Linked DNA regions of Homo sapiens: region 1 is linked to region 2. Evidence: read pairs that join two places in POLR2A ChIA-PET (ENCODE). Cell type or tissue: GM12878. All regions are shown on one strand. Each heading gives the region's core, and the rest is flanking DNA. Links, peaks and the distances in the headings are about the cores only. Region 1 overlaps PRKCE (protein kinase C epsilon). Region 2 overlaps PRKCE (protein kinase C epsilon).

Evidence for each region. Peaks named below come from ENCODE experiments on the same cell type or tissue, not always from the same donor. Only the 100,000 strongest peaks of a DNase experiment are listed, where the experiment ranks them.
Region 1: POLR2A ChIA-PET joins it to region 2 with 5 read pairs; 3 of 35 experiments call an interaction of 5 or more read pairs at or near these places.

The regions. Positions count from the first base shown.
Region 1 is chr2:45,882,460-45,897,924 of GRCh38, forward strand. The region is part of intron 2 of PRKCE (protein kinase C epsilon); the gene reads left to right. Among named protein-coding and RNA genes, the nearest start is that of PRKCE-AS1, 210 kb to the left of the region's middle. RefSeq lists an enhancer at 7,888-8,037 and silencers at 11,552-11,724, 11,694-11,753. In GM12878, for the core only: a CTCF peak has its summit at 6,854; DNase peaks (open chromatin) are centred at 6,812, 7,396, 7,890 and 8,612; H3K4me3 peaks cover 1,127 bases; H3K27ac peaks cover 3,749 bases.
Region 2 is chr2:45,973,011-45,988,475 of GRCh38, forward strand. It overlaps PRKCE (protein kinase C epsilon), which reads left to right. Exons shown (of 15, transcript NM_005400.3): 3 at 3,419-3,578; 4 at 5,966-6,000; 5 at 7,286-7,371; 6 at 11,541-11,670. Among named protein-coding and RNA genes, the nearest start is that of PRKCE-AS1, 310 kb to the left of the region's middle. RefSeq lists enhancers at 434-983, 1,945-1,994. In GM12878, for the core only: no CTCF peak of the experiment used is centred there; no DNase peak of the experiment used is centred there.

The DNA.
Region 1 (15,465 bases), core at 3,686-11,685, 91 kb before region 2:
GGGTCCTCCTCCATTGCTGGGATTGACAAATTCAAAGATGTCTTGGGGACATGAGTTCAACTACTCCAAAGAAAAATGATGTTTGGAAAATCATCACTGCAGAATAAACAGTTGTTGACTAGCTTTCTACTAGATGCTTTTCTTTATGGTGATATTTGAGTGTTTTTCTTTCCTGAGCTATTCAGAAAATTGGCTTATTCTCAATTACTCCTTGACCCTGGAGGCCCATCCACCAACGGAAGAGAAAGACGGAGAAGACAGGGAACAGAAAGGAGCCTGCCTTAAGAGCTGGAATCTGATTCCACTTGCCCCTTTGGGCCTGCACTCAACGTTTCTTAAATGTTCACGTGTTACCTCCGAGTCTGCCGATTCCAGGGAAGCTCTGGCTTCTGTCATCACCTCTGGCAGGACAAGCAAGCAGGCTCCCTGCAAAAGGACTTGGAAGCTAATAAAGCTGGCCGCTGCTTCGGAAATGCAAAGGCTTGACACGTGTTCATCTGGCAAAGCTGGACTGAAACCACACTCCCCGCAGCAATGAGTGGCGACGGCCAGTCGCTACTCAAATACTTGGCACTCTGGGCTTAAATTTTAGTTGGGTAAAAAATGGGAAAAAAGCCTTCTATCTTCAAATTCACATTGTAGTACTTCTTTGAGGTACTGACTCTCATTCCTGCAGCCAGCCATTCTGTATATTCATTCTGTGTGTTCACTGCATATCGATGCTGCCATTTGGGGACTTCCCTAAACAGATTGCTCTTGAATAGAGCCAAGTATGGATTTGGATTTTGTGGAGATTAACTGGTCACTGAGCTTGCATTGTCAGAAAACGGTAGTGTTGCAGCACAATCCAGGGAGGACTCTGAGGCGCCCTGCAGGGATGACCCTTGGCTGGCCCATAGTGTGGGTGAAGACCCGAGGGAAGCCCATTATAGCCCCTGCTGCTGGCTCAGCTGTGGCCAGTGTCTAATGGCCTTCGGGAGCCAACCACGGAGTCTGGAAGGCTCCTAGAGGTGAGTTCCCCGTCGTGCTGGGGGCACAGGCAGGGCAGAGCTACCCTTCTCCGCATGTGCCAGCCTAACAGGTCCCTCCCTCTTGCTCATCTGTGTGGGTTTTGCCTTTTTGGGGTGGGAGGCATTAAATGTATACTATAGTTCTTACACATTTACAGTTTTTATCATGCCTGTGTGGAGAGTGAGTCTGCACAACTACCATGCCATGCTACACTCCCTATATGATGTCAGTCAGTTCCTTAGGAAGAGGTTGTCCTCCCCGCCTGTCATGCTGGAAGGAAGGACAAATGGGGCTGGCATATCCTTTCTGCACAGCCACTGTGGGAACAGGGTATGGGTCACACACAGGCAGGAGAGTGTGTGGGAAACTCCCTTTTCTCTGCCTGGGGAGGGGCTTGGGCTTTGGGGAGAAGTCCTGGGAATCCTTGGAGCTTGCTTCCCACGTTGTCAATGCTTTGCAGAGCTGAGGTTTTTCCCTTACTGCAGAGTCGCTCAGAATCTTTGAGACTGCCCAAGGCCTTCTGGGGCACAGAGCTGGGTTTTTGGCAACTGCCTTGAGAGTGAGTGGCGTTGTGGACTGCCATCCAGCCCCTCCCTCCCTGTTACAGTTTTTAGAATACTTGTTTTTGCAAACAACCAGGACTGTTGTGAACATCTGTATCCTGAAACCAACACTGTTTCAGGTGGAGGGGAAAGTCTGGAGAGGCCTGGCATCTCAGCCAGGAGGTGGGGTGAGAGGGTTCTGAGTTCAGGTTCTGCCACTGGGCAAGTTACTCAACCTCTGAGTTCAGTTTCCTCCTTGATAAAATAGAAATGCTACTGTTGACTCACTTGTTGAAAGGATGCCTATGATAAAGTCTCCCTTTTATTGCTGGGTAAACCAAAACCAGAAGTGACCTGTCCAGGGTTCATAGTATGACGACAGGGTGGTGGTGAGGAAGGAGGCCTGGGTTCAAGACCAGATCTCCCTGTTCTGCAATCCTTGTGGTCTTAGGCAAGTCCTCCAATCTCTAAAGTCTCCATTTCTACGGAGGTAAAATGGGAGCAGTAACTGTGGCAGCAAGTGTCTTGTCTCGACACCTACGACAATGTTATAGGAATAAAGGGAGGCAGCACATGCCTTGTAAACTGCAAGGAATTTTGCAGCTGCAAAATGTTTCCACCTCTACAGCTTGTTGGTGACTGAGCCAGTCAACAATGAGCTCTTTAGAGTTCCTGGCCTGTGGGCTCTTAAAGTGATTTTTAAAACATGTTTTCATGGCTAGTTTTTCTTATGAAAGTAATACTTGCTCGTTGTAAAAACTTCAACCAGCACAGAGGGATGAAGAGCGAAAGACACCCTTTCTCCAACCAGTTCTATTCCCCAGAGGTGACTTCTGCTTACTTCTGTCTCCTTCTGGAAATTGTCTGCACCTGTGCATATACACACGGACACAGACACATGTCTGATTGTATAAGCTGCGTGTGATCTGTTATATGTGATCCATATATATATATATATATATATATATATATATATATATATATATATATTTGTTGTTGTTGTTGTTGTTTTACCAAGAGCTCAAGTGAAAATCCAGGTAGTTTTCAGTATTTTGATTACTAGAAACAATGCCACAGTGAGCAGAGGTATACTTTCTTATGACTTGGTCTCTCTGGATTTAAAACAAATGTTGAAAGCAGCTAGTGGCTCAGAGCTTTCAGAATTATCTTTTGCACTTGGCAGAATGAATCTTTCCCCAGAAAGAATTATGTTGTTAATACTGTGGTTTTCCACTGCTCCACCCAGTTAAATTTAATCACACCATGTGACTTCCAAATAAAATGATGTGTGTGTCTGGAGGGAAGGGACCTGACAAAGCTTCCTTTTTTTTATCGACCCTAGGGAACAGAGCAAAGCTCTCTTCAGAAGGCCTGGCTTTCAGAGACCTTCTGCCTGGGACATTTATATTCGCAGCCCATTCTCCAGTGTCCTTGGAGGAAGCTGCTGCTATTAATTGGGTTGGAGAGAGAGAGTGGCTATGTGTATTTTGATACATGTCTTCCTATACAAAACAAGCCTGGACCACTTCATTTAAAAAAGTTAATCTACATGAATTAATATATCTGTCTGATTGCCTCTGGTCTGGATGGCCATTTGGGCAGTGCATAATCGTAGCCCAGCCAAATTTCTCTGACTGTTGTTGACAACAGATAGGATTTAGTTCTCTAGCCAAAGCAAACACTTCATCCTAAAGTGAATTTTGGGGGTTAGGGCAACTCCTATGATTTCATATTGCAGTGTAAAATGGTTTCTCTTACAGTTAAAAACAAATCCACAAATTTGTGGGTTTTGGGTGCTTTGATTTTTGTTATTTTCCCAAAATGTTGTGTGTAGGATAATTTAAAAAGCAAAATCTTATTTTAAGTGCACGAGGGAGCCTCGGAGAAATCCCATGGAGTTGCTTTTTAACGAAGGCTCTTTTGACAATGTAAATCCAAGAATCAGGTGTGTAAAGAATGTTAGACCCACACCTCCCCAGAACGTGAATCTTTCCCACTGAACTCCCTGGTCAGTGTGGCCTCCTGCTCCTCCTCTTCCTCCTCAAGAGGCCTACCTGGGCTGTCTTGCCACTGACCCCACGTTTGCTGGCAGGTGGAACTCTTACCTGTCCGGGCCATGGGCTCTGGGCTTGCTTCACATGCTGGACCATTTCTGTTCTTGGCCTTAGAATGCATGGTGAAGTGCTTGCAGGACTGTCCTCAGCCCAGGGAGCTCTGGCTCCAGGTGACTCTCATTTCCTCTCTGTCAACTGTCCCAATTCCTAACCCACTCCCACTCTGAGCTCCGTAGCCTGTGTCTGGCTGCTGTCTGCTTTCCTGCCTGTTCTGTCTCTTCCTGAGAACCCCTGCCCATGACCGTCTGGCTATCTTAGAGCACACTATGAGATTGTGTGAAGAGGATTTGCTTAGAGGGGACTTGGCATTTTAATGCTAGCAGTAAAACAAACCTGCCATGCTGACTTCTATTGCATTAAAAAGTGAAGCAACAGGCTTGCTTAAACATAAACAGCAACAGTAAAAACCCAGAACTACCTAACTACATGGGCACAGGAAATAGTCCAGCCATCTTGGAGAATAGCACAAAAATACAGCTGACGTGATAACAGTAACCCTGCAATGAGTCTTGACAATGCTGAAGTCAAATGACTTTTTCAAACCTTTCTAATGCTTGGCTATAATCTAAAGGAAGCATTGCACTTCGAGTGCTGATTTTTTATGAAGCTCGTAAACCTTTTTCTTTAAATGCCAATGTGCTGAAAAGTTATGAGTATTAAAGACTTAGAAAGTGCCTTTAAAAGTGTGGGAAAAGGTCCCTCTTTTCTTGATTATGATTCTTGAATGCTAGTAATGATAGTAGTAGTAATAAATGTCATTCTTCACTAGAATAGTTTTTTCCAAAGACCTTTCGGGTCTACTCTCAAGTTCTTTCCTATCTTTGTGTGAGGTGGACGATGTCACTAGCCTCACGTGGCAGAACGGGGTCAGAAGCTCAGAGTTTAAGTAATATGGCCTGGAATTAGAACCCAGGAGTATTGCTCCTTCTTGTAAACTCTGATGCCTGGGTTTTTACATGGTGTCTATCTGTAATGGCTTATAACAGAGTTGCTCCTCCAGAAGTTTTAGCCTCGTTCCTGCTTGATAGGCAGGGCCTCCCATTGGGCCTGACCCAGGATACATGCTTGGTTGCAGAAAGTCAGCTTTGCAGGTTATACTCTCAGCATTTTGGCCACAGTCAACCGTGCAGAAGGCTTCCTACCTAGATGGACAATAGATAGCGATCTGTGTCTGAAATTCCACAGCCATCAAGATGAAACTGAGAAGCTAGATCATCCTTGCTGGAACACAGATTGAGTTAGGGTGTAGGTCGAGGTTCAGTTGTAGAAAGCAGAATATATCACAGCAAACAAGAGGAAGGGATTTATTATAAGGAATTAAATGGCTTATAGAACTATGAAGAGTTCTGAAGACAAAGGTCTCTAGGTGGCGGTTTCAGGAATAAGTACCCCGGAACCACACTACAGAACTAGACCACCAAGAAAGCTGTTGCCACTCCTACAGATGAAGCCACTTCTCCAGAACCACATTGCAACAGCCATGATTGAGAGGGTCCCACAATCAGGAAGCCATGACTTTTATGGTTCTAGAACCATGCCACATCAGCTATGATCAGCATCTGCAAATGATGTCCTGGTCCTGCCTCCTGGAACCCACAAAGTTGGTACCTGGATGCTGCAACATTGGCTAAAACTGTCATAGAAGAACCAGGTGCCTCTTGGACTTTGCTTGCTGAGCAAATGGCAGCTACTGCCAAAATGTGGTCTCTGCCTCACTTTGGCGTTCTAAATTTCACAAAAGCACATCTAACTGGCCCAACTGAAATCATATCTGGAACTGCAGCTGCAGGGACTTTGAGAGTTGGCTTTAGCTTCCCATCCTCTGCCCACATAGGAGAGGTGGGCACACTAGAAGGATAGAATGTATGCTGGAAGCCAATCCACTGTTATCTCCCATGATCTGTGATCATTAGAAATGGACCTAGATTTCCAGAGTCAGCAGATGAAAACAGAACTGAGGTTATAGCCAGAACATGGAATCGTTGTGAATATTTTGGGGAATGTGTGTGTGGATGATCCCAGATATAACAGATGGCAAAGAATTAAAAGTGGCAAAAGGCGCTGGGTTTGTCCTCTAGCTCCTGCTTAGCTCCTTTGAAACTTGTTAAGCTGTAGTTGCAACAGCCCAAGGAGTTCTGGAGAACTCTAGTCTCACTGTGTATTATTTGGGGAAACAATATGTTAAGAAGCTGTCTTAATTGCCAAGCCTTTACTATGCTAATGTTTGTTGTGAATCTCTAGATGTGGATACAGCATACAAGGGTTCCCCAAACATTTGGCCACTGGAAAGCCTCATGCCTCATCTTTAAAAAATGCAGAAGTAGTATTTCCCAACAGTCTTTTTTTTTTTTTTTTTTTTTTTTGAGCTGGAGTTTCATTCTTGTCACCCAGGCTGGACTGCAATGGCGCGATCTCCTGGGTTCAAGCAATTCTCCTGCCTCAGCCTCCCCAGTAGCTGGAATTACAGGTGCCTGCCACCATGCCTAGCTAATTTTTGTAATTTCAGTAGAGATGGGGGTTTCACCATGTTGGCCAGGCTGGTTTCGAACTCCTGGCCTCTGGTGATCCACCCGCTTTGGCCTCCCAAAGTGCTGGGATCATAAGTGTGAGCCATCGCACCTGGCCAGAAATACTCTTCCAAAGAGCAAGCCAGGGAGTACTGTGGAGAAAAGGCTTGTCTGATTTCCAGGGAGTTAACCTTTTCAATAGCCTCCATCAGGAATGTTTACTGTCAAGATGATAAGATTTCCTCAAGTACAGATGGTGCTCTGCCCTTCAAGGAGAATCAAAAGTGGGGAGACCTTGACCAGCAAAACCAGCCCGTGTGGGGTTCTCTCAGGAATTCAGATGGCCTGAGACTTATCCTGAGATACCCCCAAAGAGGTAACCTGTGATCATAATTAGAAATTACAACAAAATACTAATTATCTGTAGACCACATAGCATTTGGGTTGCTCTGTTATAGAAGCAGATGGTGTTACAGAGAAGGAACTGCATTTAGCTTAAGAAAAATAGGGGCAGCTGGGGCAGGAGCTCAGCGACTAAGAGTATACCGAGTTGGGGGAGGGAAACACGCTGTGGGGTGTGAGTGCAGGAGAGCTGACAGCTGCAGTGGTACCACGTGAAATGTATGGAGGGCGGGAGAAAGCCGACTCCACCTTATAAGGACTTGCAGCCAGGACAGCAAAGCCCTAGAGACAGTGATGAGAACTGCACCAGGCATAAATGGTCCATAAGCGCCCTCCAAAAACTGGATGATGCAGAAGAGGGTGAGAGGACACCTTCAACGATGAACTTGTGTCTTATAGCAAATCTCCCACTGATTTTGATTTTCTACATTAATACTTAACAGAGTTTGTCTGTGGCATGTGTGTGTCATTCTCAGGCAAATCCTTTTTGAAGTTTCTGCTTAAGTATTTAAATGCAGTACTGGCTGTTGGTGGGGTGGGGTGGGGTGGGGGAAGCCCTCAAATCTGAGTGTACACCTCTGCTTCTTAACACTAGGTGTGTTCCCATAGGAAGTCAGGCATGCCTTAAATAGACTTCCCAGGAATGGGAAATGGCAGCTGCAGAATTACAGAAGTTGTATCTGCAGAATTATGAGCGTGCTTGTGGCTCCCTCCATTTTTATGTGTTCTGATTTAGTGAGCTTGATATTCTGGGACTGATACCAGCTTCATATGTACACAAAGGTCACGCACTCCTCCTCCAGTTAACCACACAGATTAACATGTGGGCTGCAACTGCATGAGCCGTGCAGAGGATAGAGTCACTACCCCTTCGCTCTTCTGTGCTCTTTAGGCTCAAATCCTCAGTGGTCAGTCCCTTATTGAAGTGCCTTTTTTCCCTGAAAGCACTCTAGTAAATGGAGGTTTAGCATTATTACTGAATCCCAGCTTTTTCTAATACATGGAGCTCAGTGCTTACTGTCTGTTCCAGAGCAATTACTTATCACCATTACCGGAGATTTGAGTCCTCTCCCTTGGTGATTAGACTCTGAAGGATAGTCGTTTTAATTTTGGTAGTTATGATTTAATCTTTTCAAGCTTTTATTATGGACAATTTCAATATCAAAAGCAGAAAGAATAATGTAGTTCCCATGGACCTATTCCTAGCTTAGTTATTACCCATGGCCAGTCTTGCTTCATCTGTACTTGTACCCATTTCCTCTTTCCCTCGGATTATTTTGAAACTGTCATAGAAATACTTCAGTACATAGTACTCTCTGTTCCTTCTGTTTCTCAGTATCTTTTCAAAACTTTTGTGTGTGTGAGACAGAGTCTCACTCTGTCTCCCAGACTGGATTGCGGTGGTGTGATCTCGGCTCACTGCAACGGTCACCTCCCAGGTTCAAGCAATTCTCGTGCCTCAGCCTCCTGAGTAGCTGGTATTACAGGCGCCCACCACCACACCTGGCTAATTTTTATATTTTTAGTAGAGATGGGATTTTCACCATGGTGGCCAGGCTGGTCTCGAACTCCTGGCCTCAAGTGATCTGCCTGCCTCAGCCTCCCAAAGTGCTGGGATTACAGGTGTGAGCCACCACACCTGGTCTTTTCAAAACTTTCTAAACATCATAGTAATATGTACTTAACTCATGAGGGGCTTTTCAGATTTTTGCCTAGAATGAATAAATTCAGATAGCTCTACAAGTATATGGAGTGCCTACCCTGCACAAGGCACTATGCTGGTTGAGGGATGGGTTAAGGTCAGATTTTGTTGGATAGAGTGGAATTATGCAATGGAAGTGGATTTAGAAGATGTTAGGCCCCTGTCCTGACAGCACGCATGGTCTAGTTGGACCTTGGAATGTTGGCTAACAGAAAGGAACATAAGTTAGGTGCTCAATGAAGTCGCTTGCTTTGTCTGCTCAGCAGAGCTGGAGGCTGTGTCGTCTGAGTATTTGAAGATGAGGGCTTTTAGGAAGGGCGTAGATATTGGGTTGGGTTTGATATTGTGGTTAGTCAGTTGTCAGCCAGCAGTGGAAAGTGAAAGTGGCATGTGCTTGAGCAAAGCTGGCCTAATGGGATATAGATTTACCCGACACACACTGATAGCAAATAGATTGTCCTTACAGCCTTTACCAATATAGAACTTTGATACGTACCATTCTGTTTGCAGAAAGAGCGACCAGAAATGTGCAGCAGTCAGTAATGTACCCCCTAGGGTTGCTGTTCATTCTGACTCAAGGAACTTTTTGGAAGCCCATTGCATAACTAAAAAAGAAATGGGCAGTCTGGTGTATTGTTGGCAAAGCACACCCTGCCATGCCACAGGAAAGTCGGCCCAAGTTGTACCACAAAAGCTGCCACCATTGCTCCCATCCTGATGCTGGCTATCACTACTGAATGCCTTCTCTGGGACTGAATCCTAAACCATCCCTGTGTCCTTTTCACCCCGTCAAGTTTCCAAGTCCCAGGTAGGACTGTGTGATCAAGGTGGGCCACACACCTAAACAGTGGGAGGAAAATTGTGTTGGACTCCTTCGGCTTCTGTAGAAGACCTGGGGCTCTGCCTTCCATCAACAATCATGCAATGGGGATCTTCCGCACGTAGAGTGGGGGTTTCAGTGCTAAGCCTCCAAATGTCCGCTAGGCATATCACTGTTACCTTGGGCTGCTTCCTCTCCCTTCTTCTCAGTCACAAGGCCTTGGCCCTCCTTAAAAATGCCATGTGCACCTGTTGTTCTTGCTTTTCTATTCCCATAGCAACCACGCTAGCCCAGGTGCTCCTCACTGTCAGGTGCCTCAGAATCTCTTGTACAGACTTGCTGCTTTCAGTGGCTCCCGTCCCCACGTCTTCCTACACAGTGCTGCCGCAGCATTCCTGTTAAGCAAAACAACACGGTGGCTCAAATCTAATATCTTCCTGTTGGAAGGCAAAGGCCACCTGCTTACCTTGGCCCTGCTCTCCACAGTTGACACCTGGCTTCTGTTTCCAGCTTCTCTCCATGTAAGCAGGTCCCCAAATGCCCTGTACCTTACCATCTCCACGATTGCTTTTCAATGGTTCTGTTTTCCAGAAGGCTTGCCCGTCTCTCTGCCCAACAAAATCTGTTCCACTCAGGTTCTGCTGACCTCCCCAGAGAGAGGTGACAGCTTTTTTGAGCTCCCATGGCCCAAGTGTGCATTGCTCAGTAAGCCCTTTCATGTCCCATGCCTGTCCACTTAGATGGATGAAGCCACTGGACAGCATTCAGCTGTTCTTTGTATTTCTCTTATTGCTTAACACAGTGCTGGATGAACGGGGCTCACTAGGTATTTGATACTTTCTTTTTTTTTCATAAGAGAGCAGAAGAAAAAAATAACTAGGAACAGGAAAAGTGAAGTGCATAAATCATACGTTGAGTGTTGACAAGCTGAGGACTTGAGGACTCAGGCAAGCTGGAGTGAGGGAGGAGGGGGACAAGTGCCTTTGGAAAGGCAGTGTGGTTAAGTTTGTGCTCTGTTTGTGTTACAGACCAAATGGAGTTGCCTTGGTTGTATGCTTCCCAGGTGTACTGAGTGCCCACCTGGTTTTAAAGGCTGCCCTGGCGGTGGCCCAGAAGCAAATGTAGCATCGTTTGCCAGAGACTCAAGAATGTGTCTGTATAAATAAAAGTGAAAGTGGCATATGCTTGAGCAAAATTGGCCTAATGGGATATGGATTTACCCGACACACACTGATAGCAAATAGATTGTCCTTACAGCCTGCACCAGTATAGAACTTTGATATGTACCCTTCTGTTTGCAGAAAGAGCGACCAGAAATGTGCAGCAGTCAGTAATGTACCCCCCGGGGTTGCTGTTGATTGATGACTTCTCAAGGGCAGCATCTCCACGGGGCTCAGGGAATTCACCGTGAAAGTCAGCCTGGGCCTCCTGCCCACTTTCCCATTGCCTCATTCCGCTGCACAGAGAAGTGTTGAAAGGGGCTCTCCAAGATGGGCTGACTGTTTGCGACCCTCACAGAACCCTGCAGGCCATATTCACAGCAAAGTTCACATGCAGAAGAATGAGAAGGGAAAGTTAGGAAGGGTCAGAGCACATGCAGCGCTCAGTTGAGTAGTTTGGTGGAAAGAAGTGGCCTGTTCCTTCAGAGAACTTGGGGAGATTTGGTGATAGAAGGGCATGACCTGTGAAAATGACTGCAGTCCGGCAGGGTCAATGTGATGGACTCACAGGGAGAGGCTGTTCCTCAGGATCATCTCCCACAGCACAGCCTGGCTCATGTCTTTTCTTTTCTTTTCTTTTTTTTTTTTTTTTGAGATGAGGTCTCACCCTCTTGACCTCTTGCCCTCTCGCCCAAGCTGGAGTGCAGTGGCGCAATCTCGGCTCACTGCAACCTCTGCCTCCTGGGTTCAGGCAATTCTCCTGCCTCAGCCTCCTGAGTAGCTGGGATTACAGGCACCCGCCACCACACCCAGCTAATTTTTGTATTTTTAGCAGAGACAGAGTTTCACCATGTTGGCCAGGCTGGTCTCCTGACCTCAGGCAATCCGCCCGCCTCAGCCTCCCAAAGTGCTGGGATTACAGGCATGAGCCACCAAGCCCAGCCTGGCTCATGTCTTTCTGCTTGGGGCCTCCCCCAGTGCCCCGCTCTTCCCACCTCATGGGCCACTCTTATTTGCCCACTCATTGATCCCCCTGCAAATACTCACTTGAACTGCAGAGTTTTCTTAATGAACAGCCAGGCTTCCCAACTATGCGGTGAGCTCCTGAGGACCGGGGCTGGTCTGTTCTTTGTATGCTGGAGGGCTCTTTGCACTGTGCCAGGCAGCATATAGGAGGCCTCCTGGAGAGGCTGGGGCTCTATGGCCACAATCCTAGCCTCTCTGTTTCCGGGCAAGGGACTTCTAACTTAGGTCTCAGTTTGCCCATTTGTAAAATGGATATAAATGTACCCCAGATTAAAGAGGTAATGTGTAATGCCCCTGGGCATAGGAGGCACCCAAACACTGTCCTGATCCCTTCCATACCCTGCAGCCCATACACATTGTCGCACAGGGTTGGCACACATTAGGTGTTCAATAGTGCATGTCTGTTGACTAGTGGTAATGAGAGTTGTTGTGGTATCAGTTTTCGAAGATCTCTTAGAGCTGATTTTAGCCAGCAAGCACTCAGTAGCAGAATCACTGGGGGCGGGTTGGGGATAGGGAGTGATTAAGGAAACAGGTTGTTTAATAAAGGAGGATTGAGGAAACTGATTACTTTGAGCAATGAACACCTGGTTAATGCCAGGTAGCGACATCTTAAGGGAAAGGAAGTTGAGTCCAATAAGGAAGCCAATAAAAATCAAGAGGATAAACTTAAGATAGAGGGCAAACTAGATGGAATGCTCTGGGGAGTAGCGTCATTTAGTTAACACTGAAGAATCTCTTAAGATGACACATCTTTGCAGGGTGTGAAGGAAGGTGACCTTGGGCAAGTTACTTAGCTTACCTGAAATGTGGTTGTCTTCACTCTAGGATGAGGGTTGGTGATACATTTTCTGGAGTGGACGTGAGGATGTGTTGACGGTGCATGTGAAACATTCTCCATGATGCCTGGCACACACACACAGTAGTTCCCTTCCACTTCCTCTAAAGTAGAAGAAAGTTATGTGTTTTGCCTTTTGTGTTTTTCATTTGTTTGTTTGCGATGGAGTCTCACCATGTCGCCCAGGCTGGAGTGCAATGACGCGATCTTGGCTCACTGCAACCTCCGCCTCCTGGGTTCAAGCAATTCTCCTGCCCCAGCCTCCCGAGTAGTTGGGATTACAGGTGCCCACCACTGCGCCTGGCTAATTTTTGTATTTTTAGTAGAGACAGGGTTTTGCCATGTTGGCCAGGCTGGTCTCAAACTCCTGACCTCAGGCGATCTGTCTGTCTCAGCCTCCCAAAGTGCTGGGATTACAGGCATCAGCCCCTGTGCCCCCGTTCGTTTGTTTTGAGTGAACACATAAATGTCATCAATGATTCCGTCTCTACCTGGGTAAACTTCAGAACTTAAGCATTAGTTGTGAGCATTTGGCCACGTGGTAGGGAGAATGAAAAGGCGCCCAGGTGTCTCTTGAGAAAGGAAGGAAGTTTTTTTCAGGCGGAGTGGGTTGGATGAGGCACATGTTTCTAGACTACTCTCCATTTTATTTTCTCACTTCTGGCCACTGTCGGTTGTAGAGGTGCCCCTTCAGTACACACACAGCTACGGTAACAGTACCTCTCCATCCACAGTGACTTATATGGACTTAAGGGAGTTTCAGTCGGGGAAGAAAGTGGGACTTTTTCATTAAAACAAGACTCTGCTATACAATGAGGGGAGGCCTAACTGCCTCTCCGCACCCTGATGTCATCTGGCTGGTCCCTGGATGGTGGGGATACATGGTACAGCCACCCAAGGCATGGCAGCCATGTGGTGATTTAAAAAGGAATTAACTGTTAGGACACCAGGAAGTGCTCAATTAATTCTTCTTCAATTTGGTTAGAGGAAAAAAATGCTTTTCTGAGTTTATGCAAAATGATCATGTTTTATTCATTTGGTAGAAGTCACTCTAATGGCATGCAGGGTAGATGATGTCAGCTTTTCCATCTCAGCTGAATCAAATTGTACGGAGCCCTTAATCTCTGCTAGGGGCTGGGGCAATCCAGTGGAAAAGGATGGTCTCAATCTCAGTGCAGTAGGAAAGCAGGAATCAGCTCAGTGAGGCAGGAATCTACGCAGGTGCGCAGGTGTAGAGGAAGTGCTGTAGGGCCGCAGGGGTTGGGGCTGTGATAGAGAAGGGTGGAGGATGCAGGCAAGGGGCTCCCAGAGGAGTTGGTGTCTGGGCTGTGGCTGAAGTTCACCGTGTGACACTGTCCACGAGGAAGGCCTCAGATGAAGGAGGGCACTTCAGGTAGAGCGTGGGCACTGCACAATGGTTGTCCTGGATGCGCAGGAGTGGGGTGGTCATCCACAAATGAGTGTTGCTAACCTAGATGTTGCCCCTTTGAGGTGTAAGCATATCTGGGTCTTGGTCCTTCAACCTGGCTGTGTTGCCTTGTCCGAGTCAGTTAACCTCGCTCTTTGTAGGTTGATTAAATGGTCAGTTATCCCTGCCATGCCTAGAGTGGTCTGTGTGGGGTCTAAGGGAAGAAATTTGAAAGGCATGGACTCTTTGCTAAATTTTAGAGGTTGGGTTCTTGCTATGTTGCCTAGTCTGGCCTCGAACTCTGGAGCTCAGGTGACCTTCCACTTCCTGACTAGCAGACCATACCTGCTTGTGCCATTGCACCTAGATGAAAGTCATGGACTTTACGTGGCTGTGGCTGGGAGGGAGTTAAAAGAGTTTTTGCTCCATTCTGTCTCCTTGGAAATACTGTTCCCAAAGGATGTTGCAACCATCCACATGCCTGTTGCCTGTCCTTCCCACTTTTGCTTTTTTTCTGAACTTCTCTTTTCTGACTTTTATATACTAGGTTTACATATTCGAATCAAGAAACAGGTTTTTCTGGGAAATGTGCGTAAATACTTACAAGACAAAAGGCAATTTTGAGTCACTATACCTCTTATCAAAGTAGCGCAGTGCATGTATACTTTTATTGGAGTAGATTGCAGAGAAAACATATGCAGTTGGCAAATAATCCTGAGATTGAATATGCTCTCCTGAGTAACCAACAGTGACTTAGGTGCGCAGTAGAGCTTCATGTGTAGCCTTTGAAGCAAGGACATATGAGAAAATGACTGAGGGTACCGTGGCTCATGCCTGTAATCTCAATGCTTTGGGAGGCTGAGATGGGAGGATTGCTTGAGGCCAGAAGTTCAAGGCCAGCCTGGGGAACATAGCGAGACCCCATCTCAATAAAAATTTAAGAAGTTAGCTGAATATTTCCGCCTGTAGTCCTAGCTACTTGGGAGGCTGAGGTGAAAGGATCCCTTGAGCCCATGAGTTTGAGGCTGCAGTGAGCCGTGAGTGTGCCACCACACTCCAGCATGGGTGACAGAACAAGATCTTATCTCTTAAAAAAAGAAAATTACTATTAATAACTGCATTGGTAGTATTAAATATAACATAATATGAAATATCTAAAACTGTATTACACACATACTCAAATTATCTAGAAAACTTCACTCTTTAGTTCAGTAAGTATAGGCATGAATATATTTCATTCATCAGTCCATCTATCGGCCCGTCCATTCATGTAATCTTGGCCAGCATTCCCAGACTGTATCTCCTGAAGGTGATGTAATATCTGTAGACCTGCGGACACTGATCTTCCTCAGGACACAGCCTGGTAATCACTGTGAGAGACGGCATCATTGCGAACTTGGAAATCAGGGCCCCTTTTTTGGTCAGGTTGCCCATCTTGTTTTGTGCTAATAGACATACATCATCTTTATTTTTTGTTTTTATTTTTAAAATTTGAAGAAAGTTTATGTAGGTCAAATGGATGAAAGAATAGTTAGTGTTACAGAACAGAATGCAATTGAGTATCTTTAGTGGGGTAAAAGGCACTTTGCCCATGATAATTGCCAGATGTTTAGAGGTGCAAGAGGAGATGGCACCCCATTTTTTATGGCTACATTTCAGTGGCTTTCATGACAGAGATTATTTGTTTCCTGCCTTGGTTGCAGCCCAGCTGAAGTAAGAGGAGTCAAGGTCAGTGTGGGGGGTACTGAGATGGAGAAAACAGCAATATGGTTTATGATTTGAGAGGAAATGTTTTCTTAGCCACTCACATATCTTTCCATGGTTCTTCCTGAAACTCCATCACAAGAAATTAAATTATTTGAGTTAAGAAGTGGCTTTTAATAATCACTGCTGACAAGGGCATGATGAGACACCCGGATAAACTGCTGGTAGGAT
Region 2 (15,465 bases), core at 3,721-11,720:
AAAATTCAGCAATTAAAACAGTGTGGTACTGGCATAAAAACAGACATATAGACGAGTGGAACAAAATAGAGAGCCCAGAATTAAGTTAATACATATGTGGGATCTACATTTTGGAAGAGACCTTTCATAGCGGAGGGAAATGCTGAAGGGATCCGTTTCTGGTGGTGGACTCCAGGCCCCAGTAGGGAGGTTCTTGGGGACTGAGGGACCTAGTAGCTCCCCTTTTCACATTGTATAGGCCACTTTCTTCTCCACCTGTGGGTGACAGTGCTGAGGATACTCTGGCCTGACCCGTGGCTTTCCTGCCCAGAGGAATGTGGAATTGGGGTGTTTTCAGCAGCCACAGGCTCCAACCCCTTTCTCCTGTCACCTGCTTTGTAGCTTTGCACACAAGCCTCACTTGAAGCATGAAGTTTACCCATGTTCTTTCCCTCCTGTGACCTTCTGTTTTTCCATATCTGACATCAAATCTGACTTAAAAGGCAGTGCAGATGCTCCTTTGGGGCAATAGTAATAGAAACCTTGGAGGAAGTTGAACTTAGAACTCTGACTTACAGGAGTTATCCTTGGCTGTCTGCCTAGCCTGTGCCTGAGACTCCCCCTCCACACCCCTGCCAACTTTAAACAGCTTCCCTCCAGGTATCAGGGCACCCCGCTGAGACAGCTTTGAAATGAATAGAGTCAAATTAATTGGTTGCCATATTGCCCTATTGGATTGATGTCAACACAGTTTAGAACGATTGGTTTCATTGCTCGTCATTTCTGTAAAAAGTTGGGAAATAAGACTCTTAGGAAGGACTGTAACCACCGTCATAACAGTGTTCCTTTGAGAAAATTAGATTGGACCCATCACCATTTTAACTGAAAATAGTTTCCCAGGATGAAAACAACTAGTCAATTTGAGAGATTTGTAAATCAAATTGCATCTTAAATGCATTAGGAGACGGGCTTACTGTTCAAATGTATTCCGTGGTGAATCCTGTGAAAGGAGTTAAGGGTGCTCTTTTACGAAAATAACCTGCATCCTGTGTCCTATGATGCCCAGGATGATGTTTCTGGATTGGATTTTTGTAGGTAAGTTTGTAGCAAGTAAGGGCTACTGAATAGATTTGGTTTTTGGTTGTCATATTTTTGTTCTTGCTTATGAAAATAGTAGAACATTCTACACATTGTGAAAGTATGAAGCGAAACAAAAACTTGCCTATGATGGCAGCACCGAATGGTGATTGCCATACTTCTGCAGCTGTGTGTGTTGCTGTCTCTATACTAGAACAGACCTGGGTCCTCCCGTGAGAATTTGGTCAGCAGGTCAAGACCCCTAGGTTGGAGCAGGGTAGGAGGTGGTGAGCTTTCTGTACCCAGAAGGTCGGTGATGCCAGAGACTTTTTGAAACAATAAGCACCAATTGAAACCCAGGTGGGCTAGGGGTCAAGAAGCAAGGGGATCCACAAGCAGACCTCCACCCGGGTCATCTGAGCCTGTGTTGAAGATGCAGTCTGGGAACGCTGAGGGCAGATTTCCAATAAACAGCTGCCTGTTTGCTCAGAGGCTGCTGCGTCCTTGGAAGCACACGCTGCGCATTTGGTCCTGTTCTCACCTTTTACCTCCTTCAATTTTACCTTCCCTCTACCCTACCCTCCAATAACAAGATGCCCTTGGATTAATCTGTTGTTCAGGTCATACATATGACCTCCACTTCAGGGAACCTTACATTCAGAGAGGTCCAGGAGGGATCAATGCTTCTTCCCCTGAAGACTGGCCCTGTTATGGTGAGATGTCAGGCACTCGCTGATGCCTGGAGATATTTGGGGGCACAGAGCCTTCCAGTGCATTTTAAGCTGACCTGTGCAGGGGACCTTCTAGGAGACCTTCTAGAAGGTGTCAGAAACCTAGGAAGAAGCCCAAAGCCTGCCCACTGTGTTCTTGGGGAAGCCACAGGCAGCTGGACTCTTTGGTGATGAAAGCCACTCAGATGAGAGCTTGGGGACTTTCTGTAAGGAGTGCAGGCCGTCCTTCAGAGCAGCGTGTGGGTGGAGGAACAATGGCCTCTTTCTCACTCTCTGGGTTAGAATCTGGGCTTCCCCACTGAGTAGCTGTGTTAACAGGAGTAGGTTACTTAAACTCTATTCTTCGCTTTGCATACCTGTAAAATGGGGCTAATAGCAGTACCCTTCAAGTGGAGTTGTTTCGAGGGTTCATTGAGATGTATTGTATCACTAAGATATAACACACTTAGCATAGCACTTGCCAGAGCGTAAGCCCACGATAAACATTTATCATGGTCATCCTTGTCTTAATCAGCTCAGACTGCAATAACAAAATACCAAAGACTGGGTGTCTTAACCAACAGACATTCACTTCTCACAGTTTTGGAAGGTGGACATCCAAGATCAGGGAGCCAGTATGGGTGGGATCTGCTGAGGGCCCTCTTCCTTGCTCACATGACAGAGAGCTCACTCACTCAGGTCTCTTCCTCCTCTTATAAGGACACTAATCCCATCATGGAGGCTCAACCCTCACGACCTCATCTAAACCTAATTACCTCCCAAAGGTCCCATCTCCAAATAGCATCACTTTGGGGGTTAAGACTTTAATGTATTAATTTTGAGGGGGCAAAAATATGTAGCCCATAACAATTATCTTTATTATTTTTGTGATCATCTGTGAGTCCCCTTGCAAGGCATTCTCAGTTGGTGGGGCAGTCTCAGAACTGGAGGGAAGGAAGGTATTGGGAAGATCTTTTTGACTCCAGTGGGATCTTTACAGCCCATGGTGGTGGTCTTGAGCCTTCGAGAAACTACTTTCACTGTGTCATATTTCCCTCTCCTTTTGACCTCTGGGAAAATGCTCTTGGTTGGCTTAGTCTAGGTAAGAGGAAGAAGGAAGAAGTCAGATTTATTAGGCAGCTACTTCTTGAGCCAGGAAGCTTAGGGTGTGGAGATTCATCTCATTGCGTCCTCTAAGCCACCCCCTGTGGCTGGCACTGCCATTGCCATTTACAAAGGGAGATGCGCTCAGATGCTCAGGGGGAGGAAACACCACCTATCCAAGGTCACACTGCTCAGGAGTTGCAGTAAGATGCGAACCTTGAGCCTTTTGACCCCCAAGCCCTTGAAACCAGCTGTAGCCTGTGTGGGGAGGAAAGGGCAGCCAGCCCTGGAGCAGAATTTGGATTGGATGGAATCTGAGGATATAGCAGGAATAGGCACACTCTGGGCCTTTCCACCCTACATGTGCTCGCTCACTCCAGCTGCTCAGTGGGACTCCTCAGACCCCCGAGTCCCTCCACACACAAAGGCTACCTCTCACCCACCCCAGCTCCACTCCCCCAGGGATGGAGTAGCTCTCCAGAGGGAGCTCATTTTGAAGGTGCACTAACCCAGACTCCGTTTTCTTCCCTGCTCTTGTCCTTCCCCAGCCCCTAAAGACAATGAAGAGCGTGTGTTCAGGGAACGCATGCGGCCGAGGAAGCGGCAGGGGGCCGTCAGGCGCAGGGTCCATCAGGTCAACGGCCACAAGTTCATGGCCACCTATCTTCGGCAGCCCACCTACTGCTCCCATTGCAGAGACTTCATCTGGTAAGCCTTTCTCTTGGGAACCTCTAATTACAACATCTCTGTTACAAGATGTCGGGGATGGGGTAGGGGAGACTATGCACCTCATTTAAAGAATGCTGGTGTGCCTCGTTTCTTCCTTATCTGAATGCAGGGGACTATTATGGAAGGCTAAGTGTGTGTTTGGTACATAGGGGGAAATACATGGAAAGAAGCGATGGTTTCTGGCAACTTTATACCTAGAATTTTATGAAAAGAGTTAAGATTTTAGTAACCAACAAGGATATTGTGACTGTGTGTGTGTGTGTGTGTGTGTGTGTGTGTGTGTGTGTGTGTGTGTGTCTTGTTTTGAGACAGAGTCTAGCTCTGTTGCCCAGGCTGGAGTGCAGTGGCATGATCTCCACTCAATGCAACCTCTGTCTCCCAGGTTCAAGTGATTCTCATGCCTCAGCCTCCCACATAGCTGGGATTACAGGAGCACACGACCACGCCTGGCTAATTTTTGTATTTTTAGTAGAGGTAGGGTTTCGCCATGTTGGCCAGGCTGATCTAGAACTCCTGGCCTCAAGTGATCCACCCACCTCTGCCCCCCAAAGTGCTGGGATTATAGATGTGAGCCATTGTACCCAGCTGATTGTGTGTTTTTAAAAAGAATACTTATCTTTTACAGACACACCTCAGGGTGAGGATTCCACTGAATAATAATCCACTGAAAAATAATTCACTGAATTATTTACAAGTGAAATTATCTGATGCCTAGGATTTGTTAGAAAATCAGGAAGGAGGCCAGGCACAAGTGCGGTGGCTGATGTCTATAATCCCAGCACTTTGGGAGGCCGAGGCACGCAGATTGCTTGAGGTCAGGAGTTTGAAACCAGCCTGGTCAACATGGTGAAACCCTGTGTCTACTAAAAATACAAAAATTAGCTGGCCATGGTGGTGTGCGCCTGTAATCCCAGCTACTTGGGAGGCTGAAACATGAGAATCACTTTAACCCTGGAGGTGGAGGCTGCAGTGAGCCGAGATCGCTATACTATACTCCAACCTGGGTGTGACAGAGTGAGACTCTGTCTTAAAAAAAAAAAAAAATCTGGAAGGAGGAGAGGGGCTGAGATAAAGATGATCGAAGGCCAGCCCCATTCCACTAACAATACCCAGGCTCAGAAATGAAAATGAGACTGGCCTGATGTCCTCTAGCTAGGAAGTGTCAGAAGTATGATTCTACCCCTAGTAGTCTGACTTTTAATGCTGATACTTTTCCTGACATCCCACCAGCCTTTCTAGCAAGCTGTCTGAGCTCTTTGAAGCTGATGTAGAGGTTGCCTTCATGAACCCTTGGATCCAACTGGGGAGAGCGAGTGAGGCCAGGATGCAGTATGAACCCAGCCAGGGACATCTGCACTGGGCTCTGAGGACCCCTTGGATTCCAGGTGTCCAGTAGTCACTTGTCTTATCCTCATGATGTCACAAAGCCAGTCATCCAGGTTGGCGTAGACATCTGAGATGATATAGCTCAGAGCAAGCCCAGCCCAACTGAGGCAGAAATAATGCCCCATTCCAGCCACAGATACTTCCAATTACCAGGGCAGACCCAGCTGTCTGACCTTCACTTGCTACATTTGGTCATGAACTGAGTGGTCGGTCTTACAGATCCAGGTCTCCTCTAAGTCCATGGGCAAAGGCCACTGAGCTCTAGGTTCCCTGGGGTGGAGCCTGAATAGCTTCTGGTTCCCACTGGGCTGGGAACTTCAGGGAGCTCCCTGACCATCTGTAGTTAGTACACTAAGGACAGGGGTAAGGCCGGGTTTGTGTGATAGTTCTGTGTCCATGCTGACTTTCTGTCTTGCCCTGGGAACACCACTCTGGCCATGGAAGGAACCTCTAATGTTGGCCTTCACCTAGACAACCTCTTGAACCTCTAGTTCGGGGCACAGACTGGCTTAGAACCATTGGTGGTCTTTGGACTGCCCAGGGAAATATACCTGCCAGCTGCAGCCCTCTTCCACAGTTAGAGGGCCCACAGAGCGTGTCCTGGTGCTGGGAGAAGAGGAATGTCCATTCTATCCACAAGGAAAGGTATGCTTCACTGCTCAATGCCTACCAGGAGCAAGCAGGGTCGTTTGTGGCTTTCCAGAACATTGCTGACCACACAGGAATGGCTCTCTGTATAGGAAATCAAGCTCTGATGCTGACCAAACCTTGCACCTCCCCAAGCACTGGGACTGCCCTCTGTGGGCTTCTGGAAGGAGACATTTAAGGCACCTTGCAAGTGAGAGAGAAATTACAATATTCTGCATACTTCATGTACTTGGTGCTATGTGGGTGGTGGCCCAAATTGGGTGGTTTTTCTGTTTGTTTTTTGACCTGGTAAGATTTCACTTTTTTTAAAAAAATGTTATTCTTCTTTTCAGGGGTGTCATAGGAAAGCAGGGATACCAGTGTCAAGGTAAGAGGCATTTATGAATTAAATCTTCAGAGGCCCGTGGTTAGATCCAGATCACTGGCACCCATAGGAGGCAGGTGCTCAGTCTGATGACATTTGGAGGCTCTCCACAGCTTGCATGCTTTCTTTGTTCCCACTTGACCATTACTTCTGCATATATGGGAATATATATGGGAGGCATTTGCAGGTGCCACCTGTCTCCAGGCGTCCTTGTGATCTCAGCAGGTCCCCAATCCACCCGGCCTTTGTGTCTCAACTGGAGCAGGTGGCACTTTCATCTTTCTGAATGAGACATTCTGCTTCAGTTGGAGGCTCTTTGAAAGTCCCACTTTGTCCTGAACTGGGTCTGTGTATTCTGCCAGATCCCTCCCTGTCTCCCTCCCTGAAGAAGCTTCCTCGCCTGCTCGTTGTACTTGGTATCACTGAAAGGTCCTTGTCTAATCCCTTTTTTTGGTCTTGGCTGTGTGATCATTAGCTCTTAAAAATGTAAAGCTCACTTGAAGGTATTGAAGATTATTCCTTTCCAGTTAATTGACTACAAATGCAAGTTTAAGTTGTACAAAATTGGAGGGTGGAAATGTGGCATGGTCATGCGGTGGTTTTGCTGAGGTTAGAGCAGGGAGGTTTTCCTGTCTCCTCGCCAAGCACTGTTGGGTCTCACCCATGGGGTAGTGTCTGGTGGAAGTTGCTGTTCCTTGGGGTAACACGCACACAGTTACTTACCTTTTCAGCCACCTACTGCCCACATTGCTCCATGACACTAACAACACAGATATAGGCCACTTGTGGAAGTATTAAAGTCGATGGGAATTTTGAAGTTTGGTATGTCAGGACACAACCAGATAAAAAAGCCTCAGAACCTCTGCACCGCCTGCTGCAGTTCCCCCTATCACGTCAGCCACCCTGCATGGTCCCGAGTGGGGTGCGAGGCCACTACAACACCTTTAATAGGCAGTGCTCCATGGGAGGGCTGGAAGGAAGTTTTTCCTTGACCTTGGCGTATTGAAGTGAGAAAATTGATCAGTACTCCCTCAACTGGAGAAAACTGCTAATGTCCTTTGAATATAAATGTTACCTTGCTCTCTGGAGCATTTAGGAAACTGATGGCTCTGATAGGACAGTGTTTTGAAATAGCTGTATAAAAGACTTTAGGGAGGGTATTAAATTAAGGCTCAGTGGCAGAAGGGGCCTGGCTCCCCTTGTCACTCCACCAAGCCCTGAATAGATCCTGGGAGGGACACTCCCTTTCCTGAGTGTCATTCAGCCTTCCTGTCTTTGCTATTTGCAGTCTGCACCTGCGTGGTCCACAAGCGGTGCCACGAGCTCATAATCACAAAGTGTGCTGGGTTAAAGAAGCAGGAGACCCCCGACCAGGTAAGTGTTGGTGACACGGAAATTCTGGGCTTCTTCACCGCCAGCCCCTCCCTTCACTGCCTCTTCTGTGGTTCCCAAGAAAACCTTCTCTGCCTGAGACCCTGTCATTTCATTGTGTTGATAAAAAAACAAAGGGAGCTGTCCACGGTCTTCTGGCATGAGACACCATCCGCAGGATGAGCACAGGTCCAAGTCAGTTCTATCCCCTTGGATGTTATGCCAAGTGCAGTGTGATCCCAGCACTGAAGCCCACAAGAAAAATATGAATTCTTTTATTGCATCATCTCATCAGAACTAAAATGGCTAACCAATGTGTCACTAGCTCCTCACAGGTAATAAACAGTAATAGAAACACAAGCAGGAACCTTGTCTAATGAGCTAGCTGATGGGGGAGTGGTGTGGAATGAGCAAGCCCAAGGAATACTTAGGAGGCGGCAACAACCACGGGAATAAAAAGAGTCAACATTCACTGGGCACTTACCGTGCCCTGATTGAAGCACTTTAACATATATTATTTAATCACATAAAAACCTTCATGAGGTAGATGTTATTATCTTCATTTTACAACAGAATAGAAGCACAGAGAGTGAAATTAACCTGCCCAAAATCACACAGCTAAGAGCCACTTTCAAACCCAGGCAGTTTGTTCTAAAGCCTGAGCCCTTGACCACTGCACTACGTTGTCTCTTAATCTTAGAAACTAGCATCAGATTGCCTAGTTTGGTAGAGGTAAGGAAGCAGGAAAATGCAACAATGAAGCTAGGTTCACCTAACTGAGCAATTACGAGAATGATAGTCCCACTGATAGATTAAAAAACCTTTTTGAGGAAGATGACAGTTGTGAATATGGATGTAGGTATTATCAGAACACTTGATTTCAAGAGCATGCTCTTAATTCTGGGGGAAATAAATTCTGTGTAGTCATAGGCTATTAGAATCGCGGGTTAGAGAGAAAGGCCTTGGGTAGGTTTATAATCAGCTGGTCTACAATTTGACTTCCAAGAGGACTGACTTATAGAGACTTCTACCTGCTTCTTAATAATTGAGTCAAATAGCATCCTGGCATCTAAGGCATTTCCCATCTTCTCTCTCCTTCTGCTTTCATACTGTCTCTGGAAAGCAACAAAGGACAAGGCTTAGACTGAGCCTTCTGTGTCTGTGAAGGTTAGTCTGAGCCCAGAGCACCAACATTGTTTGCAGGGGCTCTCTTGTGGTTAAGACTGCAAGCCAGCACCTGCACCTCCCGACTCCTGGTCTAGGATCATGACCCCAGTACATCACTGTTGCTTTCACGAGGAAATGAAAGAAAGAGATGGCTTGCTTGCTGTCTGCCTTATTTCCTTCCTATGGACATTCCATTGAACATTTACTGGGTATGTCCTGTATGACAGGCGTTATGCTGTGTCCCATGGAAACAAAGAGGAGTACACTAGTCCCTCCCTCAAGGATCTCAGTCTCATCACCTGCAGGTCTCTGCCTCTGCAGGACTCTAAAGCTCTTCTGCACTTTTTTGGAGGGAAAGGTCCGATAAGAGTCCATGCCATGCAGGTTAAAGGGTTGAGATTTGAAATGTTCAGAACCCAGCTTGATCTGTGACCCAGTTCTTCTGACTGTCTTTCCTGGCATATTGAGCAGTGAGAAGAAGTCTCCAGTGAAGTGTGTTCCCAAACTTGACATGTATCACCAAGGGACAAATTGCCAGGGACTGAGAGAGGGAGGCTCTGGGTTTCTTAGCTTGGTGGAGTTGACTCCCAGTCCTGGCTCTCCCCGCCACCACCTTGTGCTTCCAGAGGCCAGTCTCCCTTAGTGTCAGTGTATCTGCCCCTCAGGGTGATGGGCTTGCCCTCTGCCGGGTTACTGAACTGCTGGGGACCAAACTTTGAGTTCGTTCTTTTGTGCAACCACCTTTAATGTGATGCCTGTGCATACACACATCATACACACATACACACCAGAAACACATGTAGCCCTAAACACCATGCTTTCAATGCCCTCCTTCCTATTAAAAGGTGCTCTGGTGATGGACTTCTTGGGTGTCCTGCACCGTGAACACTCGGCCGGTCCCCCCCATCTCATGTCTGTGTGTCTTAGCATGCGGTGGACTCACACCCTGCCTGCACTTCCAGGTGTGGTAACCAAACAATGTTCCATCTCCACTGGTGTCACATTTTTTTTTCTTTAATCTCACAATTCTTTCTGCCATTGTCTTCCTCTCCATGTTCTCTCTGTGACTCTCACTCACCCCATTGTATCTGTGTCCTCCTCAGCAAGCGCACATGTGACATGTCCCCCTGCACACATGCCGTCTTTGTGTTGGTCTCTTGGTCAGTCTGATGCTGTGGCATGCTCTTGTGTGGACTCCTTCATCCTCCTCCCTCTGTTCTCTGATACCTTAGAGTTTTTAGTGGTCCCAACTGAGGGTCACGTAGCTCTTTCCACCCCCACACTGGATTTCTTGGTCACCTGGGACAACGTCCCCACTTTTTCGCCTTAGTCTGTCATTCATACCCCTATGAGGTGATTCCTGAGAGACCAAGACTCTATTCTCAGTATAGGTCCACCATGCCTTCAGGGTATGTGTAGGAATAGAGTGGGCACAGTGATCTCGTACTTCCTTAGCAGTGAGGGAGACCATGGCAGAGTCAACATGTCTACATTCACAAACAGGCACACCTAAGCTAGGCATCTAAGAATGGGTGAGTATAGTTGTTTTCAGTAGAGCTGACATTCTTGTTCCCAGGCAAGACCTCAAGTGGTAGACCATCCATTTCAGTAGGGATCAGTGAAATCTTGGTCCAATGGAAGGATCAGCCATTCCTTGGAACTGGGTGCTAGGGAACTTGTCTTCATGCTTGCGTTCAAGTCGAGCTCCCTTTCCAGCTCTCATTTCACCCCTCATTAGTCCCCCACGGGGGCCTGTTACTTATCAGTCAGCCAGGGAGCTGAGGCCCAGCTTTGCCGCATGCCAGCCACTTCCTAATCCCCGGGGTAGCAAGAGTGATCTCCCCAGCCCATGGATGTCCTGGGTGATGGTCTCCTGCCGATACTGAGAGGGGCTGGGGGTGCAGCTGCTCCACTAAAGACATAGATGGAGGGTAGCGCTGTGGAGGGGCAGAGATGACTCAGAAAGGTAGCCCAGCAGACCCTTGCTTCCATGAAATGTGTTATGCTTCTAGCCTCTTCCACCCCTGAGGTCTCATTGACCCTGCCATCCTGTGACACTGGGTGGGACAGGGTATGATAGTGCTGTGCCTTCATTTCCTCATCTGTGAAGTTGCGGTAACCATGGACTGCCCTGTAGGGTGGTGGTGAGGTTTAACTGAGATAATGGTGCCTGGTGTGTGGTCAGGGCTGAGACCTTAGCATTCTTAGTGCTCACCATTCTGTATTAGCCATCTTCCTCCTAATTGTTGTCCGTTCTGACTGATCCACAGTTTCCACAACATTGTGCAGAGTTTACACGCTGCTGCACAGAATCCCGTGTCCACCATTGAGCTTCCTAGAGACTTTTTGCCTAGGTGGGGCTTCCAGGCACACAGCAGTATTGAAGGTACAATTTTTTTTTTTTTTTTTTGAGACAGAGTCTTGCTCTGTCACCCAGGCTAGGGTGCAGTGGGATGATCTTGGCTCACTGCAACCTCTGCCTCCCGGATTCAAGCAATTCTCCTGCCTCAGCCTTCCGAGTAGCTGGGATTACAGGCTCGCACCACCATGCCCGGCTAATTTTTGTGTTTTTAGTAGAGACAGGGTTTCACCATGTTGGCCAGGCTGGTCTCGAACTCCTGACCTCAGGTGGTCCGCCTACCTCAGCCTCCCAAAATGCTGGGATTACAGATATGATCCACTGCACCCGGCCTGAGGTACACATTGAGGACACTGTACTATGATTGCTTAAAGTCCTGAAGTCCTGGAGAGGACCATGTTGGGGAGTAGGCCTGGCCTTGCACAGTCAAATGGAGTAGCCAACAGTGAGTTAAGAGCATCAGGAGCCAAGGCCAGGGCAGGATGGAAGCTCTTTTCACCTCAGGGCAGCTTTTAGAGCCAAGCTAGGGCCTGCCACCTACAATGACACAAGCTCTCTTGGAAAAAGTTCTTTGAGAGTTCCGTTGACAAGTCTTCTGGGGAACTGAGGAGCTCGGTGGTGAACCTGTATCTTGCCATCCCTGCAGGTGGGCTCCCAGCGGTTCAGCGTCAACATGCCCCACAAGTTCGGTATCCACAACTACAAGGTCCCTACCTTCTGCGATCACTGTGGGTCCCTGCTCTGGGGACTCTTGCGGCAGGGTTTGCAGTGTAAAGGTAAGTTGCTCCCTGCCCTGCCCTCAGCCCCTGCATGTCCCCTTCCTTGCTGCCTGCCCCCATCCCTGCTTTATAAAAAACCCTTGTCTGATTCCAGATTTGGCCAAGAACTGAGTGCAAGCCTTTGTTAATCCTGCATTAGTAACTCTGTGCATTTGGTAGGCAGACTCTGGGCAGAGACCATCCAGGACTGGGTGGAGGGAAACACCGAGGAAGGAGGAGGGCGGACTCCACGCCTTAAGATCACTCACAATCTGGGGAGACAAAATGAGTCTACAAAAGCATAATAATTTCAGGAAAGATACATTAGAGCAGAAGAAAAGTAATATTTTTGGAGTTAGGCCATGAAGGAAGTGAGAGGTGTGAATTGAGGCTTTTCTTGCATGGTCCATGGCTCAGTGCTTACTCTTTGAAAGAGCCATGCCAGAACCTTGTCACATAAGGTAGCTTGCTGACTCGTCACCAGCTTGGGACATAGGGGATATTATTCCCATGGCCCTGGTGAGGAAACGGAGGCTCAGAGACTAAGCAACTTGCTCACATCACACAATTTATTAGCAGAAGTAGGATTTGAACCTTGACTCTCGCGTCCTCAGTTCCTTCCTGTTTCCTGCCGTGCCACCCGCAAACAGCGCACTCAGATGATGATGCTAAGTGGCACGGGGAGTAGCATATAACACAGGGAGGTGGAAATGTATTCTGGTGGCCTGAGAAGTGTGTCCAGTTTTATAAGCCGGTCCAGCCTGCTTGCACGGTTGGGCAACCGTGAACTACTAGGCAGGGATATTGCATGGACAATATTTTAAAATAGTGTTTTACTGTTTGTGTGGAATGTATTATTCATAAATTCCCATTGTAGAAAAATTAGAAGAATATAAGTAAAGTATAAGAAAATAAACCTAGGACATAACAAATTGGTCATTGAAGGGATCCCAATGAGAAACTATGAGAATTGGAAATAAGATCAGGGCTGCAGTGGGAATGAAGAGGAGAATGACTTTAATATATCAAGGAGGAATGATTTATTGGATGTAGTGACCAGAAGCAGCTGGGAGGGCAGTGATAGCATTCACTGAGATGGGGATACAAGAGGGAGGATAAGGTTGGAGGTAGAAATGGAGCCTGAGCTGGGGACACCTTAACTCGAGGTGCCCGTGGCAAATTGACACGAAGCTGTCCACCTGTTGGACATTCTCACTGACAGTTGGGGAATAGGTCTAGACTGAGCATTTAGATGTGGGTTTTGTCAGGATCTAAGCAATTAAAGCTATAAAGTCAATGTCATTCTCCAGGGTAAGTACATTGAGTATGAAGAGAAAAAAGTCAAAGATAACACCATGAGGGTGGGTACCAACATCCAAGGGTGGGCCTGCCAAGGCAATGAGAGGGAAGCACTCACAGGTAGGAGGAAAAGTAGCAAAGAATGGCACCATGGAAGCCAAAAGAGTAGATAATTTTTAACAGTTTTATAAAGAAGTGGTGCCAAATGCTTTCCAACAGGTTATTTAAGATAAGACACGAAACATGGGGTTGGATTTAACAACAAGGAGGTCACTAGGAACCTCAGCAGGAGCTGTCTTAGTGGGACAGTGGGATGGAGCCCAAGTGCTGTAGGCTAAAGTGCTAATAGAGGGAGATGTTTTTTCAGAATGTTTTAGTCAGGAAAAAGACAGTGGCAAAGGAGAGATGGATGAGGCAGAAGGGAGAGGGGACTGACTGTTGATACAGCAGGGAAGGGGAGGCGAGCGGGGATGGGCCTTGGGGAGAATGATGGACACCGCCTTCCCCAGATGGAGGGCAAGCCTGGCTACCAGGCCTGGGTGCAGATGCATCTCGGGTGTCAGGGATAGAAATCCAGGAGGAGGTGAGTGGACAAAGTCATCATTTAAGTTTTGAATCTGTTGAGGGCATTGCAAGGAGATTCCCCTTATTTTCTGAAAGAGGAAGTCTTTTTTGAAGTAGGAGGGAGAAGTGGGGGTGTGAGAGGCACGAGGAGGGTGGTGAGGGCTGGAAATAGCAATTGTGGGGACAGAACACAATCCAGCCACTGGACATGAGGAGGTGCTGACTGTGGACATGCCCAGCATCCTGTGAGCTTCCCGGCACCCCTGGAGGTGGGGGCGGAGCCATTCCACTTCCCCGTTGGAGTATTCTTTCTAGTGTGTGACCCTGAACAAAATGGGGCCTGCCTGGAATCCTGTAGGTGAGGTGAAGAGAGCAGAAGAGGAAGAAGGGAGGGGAGCAGGAGTCTCGAGTGTCTAGCAGAGGAGTGATGTGCTTTTGGAAAGATTAGTGTGGTTGCCGGGAAGCAGGGCCTGCTTTGGAGGGAACCCTGATGAGCTGATGTCTGTTTTTTTTTTTGTAAATATATTAATTATTGATCTATCTAGTGAACCTAAATGAAGATACTATCATCATAAATATTGATATTTTAAGAAAGCAGCCCAGACACCCAGACATCACTGTGAGGGCTGTGGGTCCCCAATGACCCTGGAAGAAGGAGGGGCAGGGACAGTGTATTCAGCTCTTGTTGGGCAGGAAATGCTCTTGCCCCTGCTCAAGGAAAGAAGGGGCAGAATTAGGATGCCTGGAGCAAGGGTATCTGTCCATGGGAGCCCAGGAACCCGGAGGGAATCAGGCCGCATGAGGGCTAGAAGACGAAGGCTGAGACCTGAAGCTCCCCAGCCAAAGTGTGCAGACTTTTACTCTTCTGTGGCTCTGATGTTATTACTTGGCCTTTTTTTCCCCTTGCTGCTGTTCTGTGACCCTCTCCTTCTCCCTCTCCCTCTCTCTTTGTCTTCCTCTCTCTTTAATTAAGAAACCTTATTTTTTTAAGAGCATTTTTAGGTTCACAGCAAAATTGAGCAGAAAGTACAGAGAGTCCCTGTATTATGTGCCCCCCAACACACATGGCCTCCCCCCACCAGCATCCCCACCACAGCAGCACACGTGCACAGCCACGGAACCTGCACAGCACATCATTATCACTCACAGTCTGTGGTTTACCTTGGGATCCACTCATGGTGTTGAGCATTCTGTGGATTTGGACAAATGGACAGTGCTCGTTATCTACCATGATAGTATCATACAGATTAGCTGGATGGCCCTGGAAAATTGCCTGCTTCCACTTATCTCTTTAGATCCTTTCTCCTCCTTAAGGCTTCTTGGCCCTGTAGACTCCTTACCCTGTGGAGAGGGGTCATGGCCAGAAGAGGCCAGCATGGGCCCAAGGCAGGGGCTGCTTGTGCCCAGGTCTAAGCCTGGTTCTGCTACTATGATTACTAAGAAAAAGAAATCAAGACTTAGTGACCTGCAAGCATCCCCGAGCAAGTCCCTATGAAGCTGGCTCTTGCACCCATGCAGCCTGGCCCTGTTCCTGGCTTTGGCAGGTGCCCTATGCCACCCTTTGCTGCTTAGGAAGACTCAGCCAGGCTTTCTGTCTTGCTGGACCATGCTAGCAGGGCCTGCTAGGCTGGAGCTCTGGTCCCCTGGTCCTGGCTGGAGATCATCTATTTGGCCTGCTGCCCTATGGCTTCAGCTTTTTTGCCATTCCCGTTCCCATTCCTGGAAATAGATTACAGTATTTTCAGCAAAACAGGTTTCTTCAGAGCTTGGGTCTACGAGGAGGGATCCATGAGACTGTCCTGGTCACTCTTTCTCCAGTCTAAAACTGTCTGAGCCACACAGGTTCAAGCATTGTGTGTGTACCCTTCTGGGGACTGTCCCTTTGTCAGCCAGGTAGAGGGAGCATAATTATGTCTGCTTTTATGACAAGGAAATGGAAATCTGGAAAGA